Linked DNA regions of Homo sapiens: region 1 is linked to region 2. Evidence: chromatin loops called from intact Hi-C (ENCODE). Cell type or tissue: right lobe of liver. All regions are shown on one strand. Links, peaks and the distances in the headings refer to the core of each region. The heading gives the core; the rest is flanking DNA.

The links. A loop is a pair of places that touch in the nucleus more often than their neighbours do. Peaks named below come from ENCODE experiments on the same cell type or tissue, not always from the same donor. Only the 100,000 strongest peaks of a DNase experiment are listed, where the experiment ranks them.
Region 1: a loop joins it to region 2, with 9 times the contacts of the local background. A loop is called at or near these places in 12 of 110 quality-filtered maps.

Annotation. Positions count from the first base shown.
Region 1 is chr12:7,643,792-7,648,194 of GRCh38, reverse strand. No RefSeq gene overlaps it. Among named protein-coding and RNA genes, the nearest start is that of APOBEC1, 20 kb to the left of the region's middle. In right lobe of liver, for the core only: a CTCF peak has its summit at 2,608 (motif pointing right); no DNase peak of the experiment used is centred there.
Region 2 is chr12:7,372,622-7,377,024 of GRCh38, reverse strand. It overlaps CD163L1 (CD163 molecule like 1), which reads left to right. Exons shown (of 20, transcript NM_174941.6): 10 at 1,011-1,325; 11 at 1,430-1,744; 12 at 2,102-2,194; 13 at 2,269-2,583; 14 at 3,385-3,705. Among named protein-coding and RNA genes, the nearest start is that of CD163L1, 69 kb to the left of the region's middle. In right lobe of liver, for the core only: a CTCF peak has its summit at 2,295 (motif pointing left); a DNase peak (open chromatin) is centred at 2,284.

The DNA of each region.
Region 1 (4,403 bases), core at 181-4,180, 270 kb before region 2:
CGGCTAATTTTTTGTATTTTTAGTACAGACGGTGTTTCACCGTGTTAGCCAGGCTGGTCTCGATCTCCTGACCTCATGGTCCGCCCGCCTTGGCCTCCCAAAGTGCTGGGATTACAGGCGTGAGCCACTGCGTCCAGCCTGCTGTCACATTTTAAATATTCCTCTGGGCTTGATAATTTAAAGGAGCTCACATTCCTCAGATAAAATGTTCATTTTCTTTCTCAAACCTAAACATAATATTAACCACCGCTATATTATCATTTTTAGTAGGAGGATGAGAAGGGCTAAATCAGACACAATTACAAAAAACTCTTAGCCTACTCATCAATTACTCATATAAGCTGAGTAACAGCAATTCTAATTTATAACTCCTTTATAATAATATTAAATCTACTAATGAGGCTGGGCGCGGTGACTCATGCCTGTAATCCTAGCACTTTGGGAGGTCGAGGAGGGCAGATCACTTGAGGTCAGGAGTTCGAGACCAGCCTGGCCAACATGGTGAAACGCGGTCTCTACTAAAAATACAAAAATTAGCTGGGCGTGGTGGTGCACGCCCGTAATCCCAGCTACTCAGGAAGCTGAGGCAGGAGAATCGCTTGAACCTGGGAGGCGGAGGTTGCAGTGAGCCGAGATTGCACCATTGCACTCCAGCCTGTGGGACAAGAGTGAAACTCCATCTCAAAAAAAACCCCATAAATAAATAAATAAATAATAAATTTACGAATGAGAGGAGAGTGAAAAGTACCAGTTAGGCAGATAGCTAGGACATGTCCTTGGTAGAATTCCTTTCTAACAAAGAAACAGCTTGAAAGATCAAGCTGCAAGCACAGATCGGGGGCAAGGTCCACCATAAAAATGCCTTCTGTGTAACTAACTAAGGTCACAGTCTGAGCTGTCAAAGTGTCAGTCAAAATCTTGGGTTTATATGTATTTTGGAGTCTAGTAGTTGAGGTCAATTACTCACATGTGTGGTCTGATGAGGTGTGACATACTACTCTTGCAGGGAAGGGGAATTACAATCTATGTTCTTATCACAGCAATACATGTATCACTCAAGTAGCAAACTATGGAAGTAGAATCATTTTAAAGCTTTAAAACAGCACTTTTAGCAGGAAATTTAGCCCAGGGAGGAGCCTCTGTAGATCAAACCATTTTCTCATTACACTTAGCAGGTATTTCATCAATGTTAGGTGCTACTAATCTTATCACAACAATTATTAATATACAACCACAAATTATATCTCAATGTCAAAAATCATCATTTATTTGATCTGCATTAATTACAGCTGTGCTTTTGCTACTTTCTCTTCCAGTTTTAGCATTGATATTACTATACCTGTGCTATTCAAAAACATAACCTTAATACTGCTGTTTTATCCCACAAGGAGACTCAATTTTATATCAATGTTGTATTCTGATTCTTTCTCTTGCAGAAGTTTATGTTGTTATTTTACTCAGATGTAGAAGAGTTTCACATGTAACATATTCGGTTAATAGGAATAGTCTAAACCATGATATCTATTGGTTTCTTAAGATTCACTGTATAAGCCTGATACGGTTTGGATATTTGTTCCCTCCAAATGTCATGGTGAAATGTGATTCCCAATGTTGGAGGTGGATCCTAATGGCGATATGGCTCTGATGAATGAAGGAACACCAGGGTCTTTGGTCTCCTGCTGATTTAGATAAAACAACACGGAAACACCTTGAGTGGTTTTAAGGAGTAGAGAGTTTAATAGGCAGGAAAGAAGGAAGAAGCTCTCCTGTACAGAGACAGAGGGAGTGAGGCTCCAAGGGAGAAACCTCGTGTGTGGTACGGAAGTAGTTGGTTATATTAGGAAGCTGGAGGAGGAGGTGTCTGATTTGCATAGGGCCCAAGGGATTGGTTTGACCAGGTGTGTCATTCACGTAGACCACAAAAAACCCTGGCACTCCCACCTTAGCCCTTTAACATCCAAATGCAGGCCACCAAGATGTCCTGAGCATGTGTGAGTTATCTGGAGGTGGCTATGACACTTGGCACATGTGGTGACAATGAGAAGAGGGTGGGAATTGCCATGTTGGCCATGTTGGGTGGACCTAGTTTCTAATCACTGGCATTTGCATATCAAACTTGCCGGCCTGGTTTTTCAAGCTGCCTGTTAGAAAAGAAATGGTTTGGGGGTTGCTTCTCATGACAGGAAAATTTCCACTGAGAACTTTTACCCTTTCTAGTGGCCTAAAAATTATTTCCTAATAACTCCTGTATTATTCCCTGCCTCAAGAGAAGTAAACCTAACTGCTGTTAAGGGGTGTTGGATGACAATTCTTTCTGGCTACTTCCTGTTGAAAAGGCTCGTCACGTGAGGGACAGCAGTTGGTCCTCCTCCTGAGGTTGATCTAAGTGTTCTAGGAAGAATGGTGTGTCCATGGGTGGCTCTGCTCGCAGCGTTGTTTGGAGTTTGATTGCTTCTAGGTGAAAAGAGATAAATTTTACAAGAAGATTTAAAATATAGGGTTAGAGTATGAGTATTAAGATGACCACCATTAGAGGGAATTCTGTAGACCATAACTGAGTTTGAAATCTGTTAGTTACACCAAAGGGTTGCAATACCGGTTTTCGTCCACTAGATGCCGTTGTACATTACCAGAGACTTTATATAAAAGTAACATTTTCCTTGAGAAAAGCATACATTTTCCTTGAGAAAAGCATACATTTTCCCCTTGACTTCCCATTAGAGAATAATTTTTGGCATAGGCCATTTTTGTGAGTTGCAATATGATTGGGAGAAATATGATATTGGGTGGCTAAAATAACTTTAGCATTAATCTTGGCAATTCCTTTCCTTTAATTAGTAAATTCTTTTGTGACTTTCACAGACCCTCTTACAACATACTCAAACTCTCTGACTTGTCCTAAACATCCTTCCTGTAAACAACCAGTCATTTCCTTTTAGGACAAGAATTTACCATACACAATCCTTCCTTATATAAAATCTTTCTTTATAAACTTCTTTTAATAGTTTAGAATGCATCCTATTACCAACTTTCAGTAAAAAGTCATATCAAACTTAATGATAGTAAAACTTTTATACTTTCATGCTTGCTTTTTTTCTTTTTTTGATATGGAGTTTCGCTCTTGTTGTCCAAGCTGGAGCGCAATGGCACGATCTCAGCTCACCACAACCTCCTCCTCCCAGGTTCAAGCAATTCTCCTGCCTCAGCCTCCCGAGTAGCTGGGATTACAGGCATGCGCCACCACACCTGTCTAATTTTGTATTTTTTAGTAGAGATGGGGTTTCTTCATGTTGGTCAGGCTGGTCTCGAACTCCCGACCTCAGGTGATCCACCTGCCTCGGCCTCCCAAAGTGCTGAGATTACAGGCATGAGCCATCGCGCCCGGCCTTATGCTTGCTTCTTATCCATAACTATCACTCCTGCTATAAGCAAAATAACCTTGACTAAATCTTTCCTGCAATTATTAATCCTAAGATAAGGAAGATAATCAGGCAAAATATTATAACAATTAGAATTTTACAACCAAAATTCCGCATTGTGGGTGCCACGGTGTATAGTTCCATCGCAAATAGTGGTGTAACTATAACATTTCCCACAAGAGTGGCATAGTAAATAATTTTCGTTTAAGTCTTTACTTGCCTAGATATAACATTTCCCTTTGGGGATCTACAAAGTTACAAATGCAATCCCATGTATAATTAAATCTCGCTGCAAATATGCCTTAAAAGGAATTTTAATATTTGGTGGCAGATTTTGAGAGGAAAGGCAGAAATAATAAAAAGTACCCGATGAGGTAGGAGTAGCCCTCACTCAGTTACTTATCTTTTATGATTTTCAGTTTAAGATCTTCTATTTCTCCACATTGATATTCAGGACGTGCCTCTGGGCTGTCAGAGGTTGATCCCTCAGCTGTTCAGGCTTTGACTTGAATGTGGAAGTCAGGAGTTGATTCCTGTAACTTTTACTGCCAATGGTGTTGAAAGAAGAACAGTGTAGGGCCTTTCCCAGCTTGGCTTAGGGAAGGAGACAGAGATGAGGGTTTTCACTAACACCAAATTTCCTGGGTTAAATAAAGGTGGTTCTGTTTCCTGGGGTTGGACTTCTGTTAGTTGCGTTAATTCTTGTTGGAAGTGAGCTAGAGAGGTTACATGCTTAACCAATTTAGAGGTTTCCTGCCTGAAAACAATCTCTGAGCACACTGATAAGTTTTATCCTTTCCCAAGTGAAAAGCTTGGTGAAGGATTTTAAGGACATTGGCTGGAGGCTGGCAAATGGAGTTTGCCATCCTCTGACTGTAGCCTTTCTGAGGGCTGGGAACTACGTCCTCGAGAAGTGGCCTATTTTATTTCTGCAGGGAAATACTGAGGTTTAATTTTTCTTATGGAGCCTTCCTAGATTAGAAG
Region 2 (4,403 bases), core at 91-4,090:
CAAGCAGGTCTTCGTAGGAGTTTAGATTTTTACTCTGAGTGAAATATGGAGTCATGGGAGGATTTGGGGCAGAATACTGATTTAACCTGATACATCATTTTAAATAACCTCTCTGGATTTTTATTTTTTTAAAAGATGAACTATAGAGGAATAATTATAGAAACAGGGAATCTGTAGGAATCTATTATAGTAACTCAGGCAAGTAATGATGGTGGCTCAATCAAGGCGCTAGGGTTGAAGGGGTGAGAAGTTTTGGGATTATGGGCATACTTTGAAAATACAGAAAACAAAACTTTCTGAAAGGCGAGATATAGTATGTAATGGAAGTCAAGAATTATTTCAAAATATTTGAATGTCTGGAATGATGGAGTTCCATCAATAGAAATATGGAAGTCTGCAGCCTTAGATAGATGTTTGAAAGGACTCCAAAGAATTCACATTGAGATATCTATAAGAAATCCAAATGGAAATGCTAAGTAGAAATTGGATAAATGAGTCAGGAGTTTGGAAAAATGCCTGGGTTGGAGACAGATAACATACATTACTAATATAAGTAGCTTTGCTGCAAAGAATAGAGTCAGAATAATGGGCAGTATTTTTTTGTTGTTTATAAATTACTCATTTAGATGGATTGCTGGGATCTAACCAGTAAGTAGAAGTCTTTCTATTCTTATATTACACCATCTTCTTAAGATGACTACAAATCTTCACGTGTTGTTTAATGCTGAGGTTACTTAGTATTTTTTTAATGTAAACAAATTGTGCAATTCATTTCCTTCTGATGAGTTCTAAATCTAGGATTGGTGGGTCACCAAGACATAGAAAATAGGTATGTAATCCAGATCTGTGAATTTAAGTCTGTACTGCTAATCTTGTCCTCTGAGCCCCTACGAATGGGATGTTCTAATGATGAATGGAGAAAAATTGCTCTGGGGTTAGATATGGAGACTGGAGACAGGGATAGATATTGGAAAACCCTAAAAACTAACCTTTGAAATATTATTTTATAGCCCACAGGCAGCCCAGGCTGGTTGGAGCTGATATGCCCTGCTCTGGACGTGTTGAAGTGAAACATGCAGACACATGGCGCTCTGTCTGTGATTCTGATTTCTCTCTTCATGCTGCCAATGTGCTGTGCAGAGAATTAAACTGTGGAGATGCCATATCTCTTTCTGTGGGAGATCACTTTGGAAAAGGGAATGGTCTAACTTGGGCCGAAAAGTTCCAGTGTGAAGGGAGTGAAACTCACCTTGCATTATGCCCCATTGTTCAACATCCGGAAGACACTTGTATCCACAGCAGAGAAGTTGGAGTTGTCTGTTCCCGTGAGATTTTTAAATAATCTTAATTGGCTGGGGCTAGAGATGGGGAGTTTGGGGCTGGAGCTGATAAGTCATGATGTCTCTTCTATGGCCTTGTCTCCTCCTAGGATATACAGATGTCCGACTTGTGAATGGCAAATCCCAGTGTGACGGGCAAGTGGAGATCAACGTGCTTGGACACTGGGGCTCACTGTGTGACACCCACTGGGACCCAGAAGATGCCCGTGTTCTATGCAGACAGCTCAGCTGTGGGACTGCTCTCTCAACCACAGGAGGAAAATATATTGGAGAAAGAAGTGTTCGTGTGTGGGGACACAGGTTTCATTGCTTAGGGAATGAGTCACTTCTGGATAACTGTCAAATGACAGTTCTTGGAGCACCTCCCTGTATCCATGGAAATACTGTCTCTGTGATCTGCACAGGTAAGAGAATAGTGCTTATGGTTAACTACTGTCAATATAGCCCAGACATGGTAGAGGGAGTTGGGATTAAAGGAAAGATGAGTAAGAAAATGGGGGTGCAGGTGGAGGGGGGATAGGCATGACAGTCAAAGAGTAACATGTAAGAAATAATGATAACTAGGACCATTCCTAAGGGGAAGTTAACACCTCTGTGTTTGGGATTTACGAGTAGACATCATTAATAAAAATGATTTCAATAGACGACAGGGTTTGAAAAGTCCTTATCACAATTGCAGATTCCATGTTGTTACAGAACTCTTCAACCTTTTCCATGTATTTTGGTCTTACTTTTGCCCCATTTCCTGCACCCTCCACCAGGAAGCCTGACCCAGCCACTGTTTCCATGCCTCGCAAATGTATCTGACCCATATTTGTCTGCAGTTCCAGAGGGCAGTGCTTTGATCTGCTTAGGTAAGCAGAATCAGTTTTAGGAAACACTGCAACTCTAAAGAATGTGACCTATTAACTGGACTTTCTCCTCTAAGAGGACAAACGGCTCCGCCTAGTGGATGGGGACAGCCGCTGTGCCGGGAGAGTAGAGATCTATCACGACGGCTTCTGGGGCACCATCTGTGATGACGGCTGGGACCTGAGCGATGCCCACGTGGTGTGTCAAAAGCTGGGCTGTGGAGTGGCCTTCAATGCCACGGTCTCTGCTCACTTTGGGGAGGGGTCAGGGCCCATCTGGCTGGATGACCTGAACTGCACAGGAATGGAGTCCCACTTGTGGCAGTGCCCTTCCCGCGGCTGGGGGCAGCACGACTGCAGGCACAAGGAGGACGCAGGGGTCATCTGCTCAGGTCTGTGCTGCTACCTTTTCACCCTCCTCTACACACACGTGCACACACTTGCACACACACAACACAATTGTAAAGTGTAGTGAAAAGTGTATGGCCTAGGAATACAAACAAAAAATCCACTTGGTTTTAATCCTATTCTCTTATACTGATTTCTTAATACCCTTGTCATATTACATTTGTCTGGGTATCATTCATAACTGAGAAGAATAAAAGATTGGTCTTACTGTCAGAGAATGTTAGACCCCAAGAAAGGGACCTTACATGACATCCACTCTGGCTCTGAGAACACACTGTCAACCGTGTCCAATCTGCCTTATTTTGTTGTTTTGTTTTGTTTTATTTTAGGCTTTTAGTAGCCTGAAGCCATGGTTATTAGTTTCTGTCTCTAGTGGTAAGAGGAAAGAGGGATGAGGAAGGGTCTTTACTAACCTGACCAGAAGCAGAAACTAAGAACCCATAACTGTATCCTCTCCCTTGGACACCCCTGCAAATGAGGTTAACCTCCTGATTATTTTCTGAATTGAATTTATGTTCGAGAGTAGAATGTAGAAGGTTGCATTTTAACTTAAGTTGATACAAATTTAAAGCTCAAATACTATTCTTGGGAAACCCACACTCATCCTGAAATCTTACAAGACCCTTAGTTTCCATCAGATTTATGCTGTTAATATGTTAGAGTGATTTATGAAATTGTATTGTGAGCCCTAATGTATTATTTCCATGGGAAAAATGGATTCCTTGGGGAGGGATTTTCCAACTCCAAAGGAAATATTTAATACTAAGTTTTGTATTTCTCTGTAGAATTCACAGCCTTGAGGCTCTACAGTGAAACTGAAACAGAGAGCTGTGCTGGGAGATTGGAAGTCTTCTATAACGGGACCTGGGGCAGCGTCGGCAGGAGGAACATCACCACAGCCATAGCAGGCATTGTGTGCAGGCAGCTGGGCTGTGGGGAGAATGGAGTTGTCAGCCTCGCCCCTTTATCTAAGACAGGCTCTGGTTTCATGTGGGTGGATGACATTCAGTGTCCTAAAACGCATATCTCCATATGGCAGTGCCTGTCTGCCCCATGGGAGCGAAGAATCTCCAGCCCAGCAGAAGAGACCTGGATCACATGTGAAGGTGGGTATCTTTCTAAACACCAGCTGTCACTGAAGCCCTGTGAAATATAACTTACCATAAATAGCAAATCTTTCCATTCAGGAGCACATGGCAGACTCACTGAAAAGTGCATGACAATAAGTGCTGATTTATCGCATCTGTTCTATATTGAAATTTTATTATTTTGGTTTAGTATTTTACAGGGTATTTAAAAATGTATATTGTCTCTTTTGATTCCTTTAAGCTCCTTGTGAGAAGCTGGATGAAAGCACATAAAAGGATAACAACACATAAAAAATTACAGTGTTTTAAAAAATGAAAAATATAATATGTATACTGTCTTAGAAATTCTAGAAAGCTCAGAACTTTTGAGGAAATGTGAATTAATTATGGAGATTAAGCAGCTCTATTTTTTCCTGCAGAACATTTTACTATGGGAAGTTAGTTGATTATTTATAAGACACTTGTAAATTGTCTTATTTGATTAAAATTTAATATGTTTATTGTAGAGATTTTAGAAATTGTACAATTATAAATAATAAAATGCATTCCACGTTTAATCTGATTATCAAAAATAACCATTACTAATATTCAGAAACATTAACTATTAGTCTTCCTTTTGTACAAAAACTTAAAGTTATGATTGTGTATATGAAATGTGTATATGAAATATAGATACTATATATGTATATGTATATATAGTATGATATATATGCATG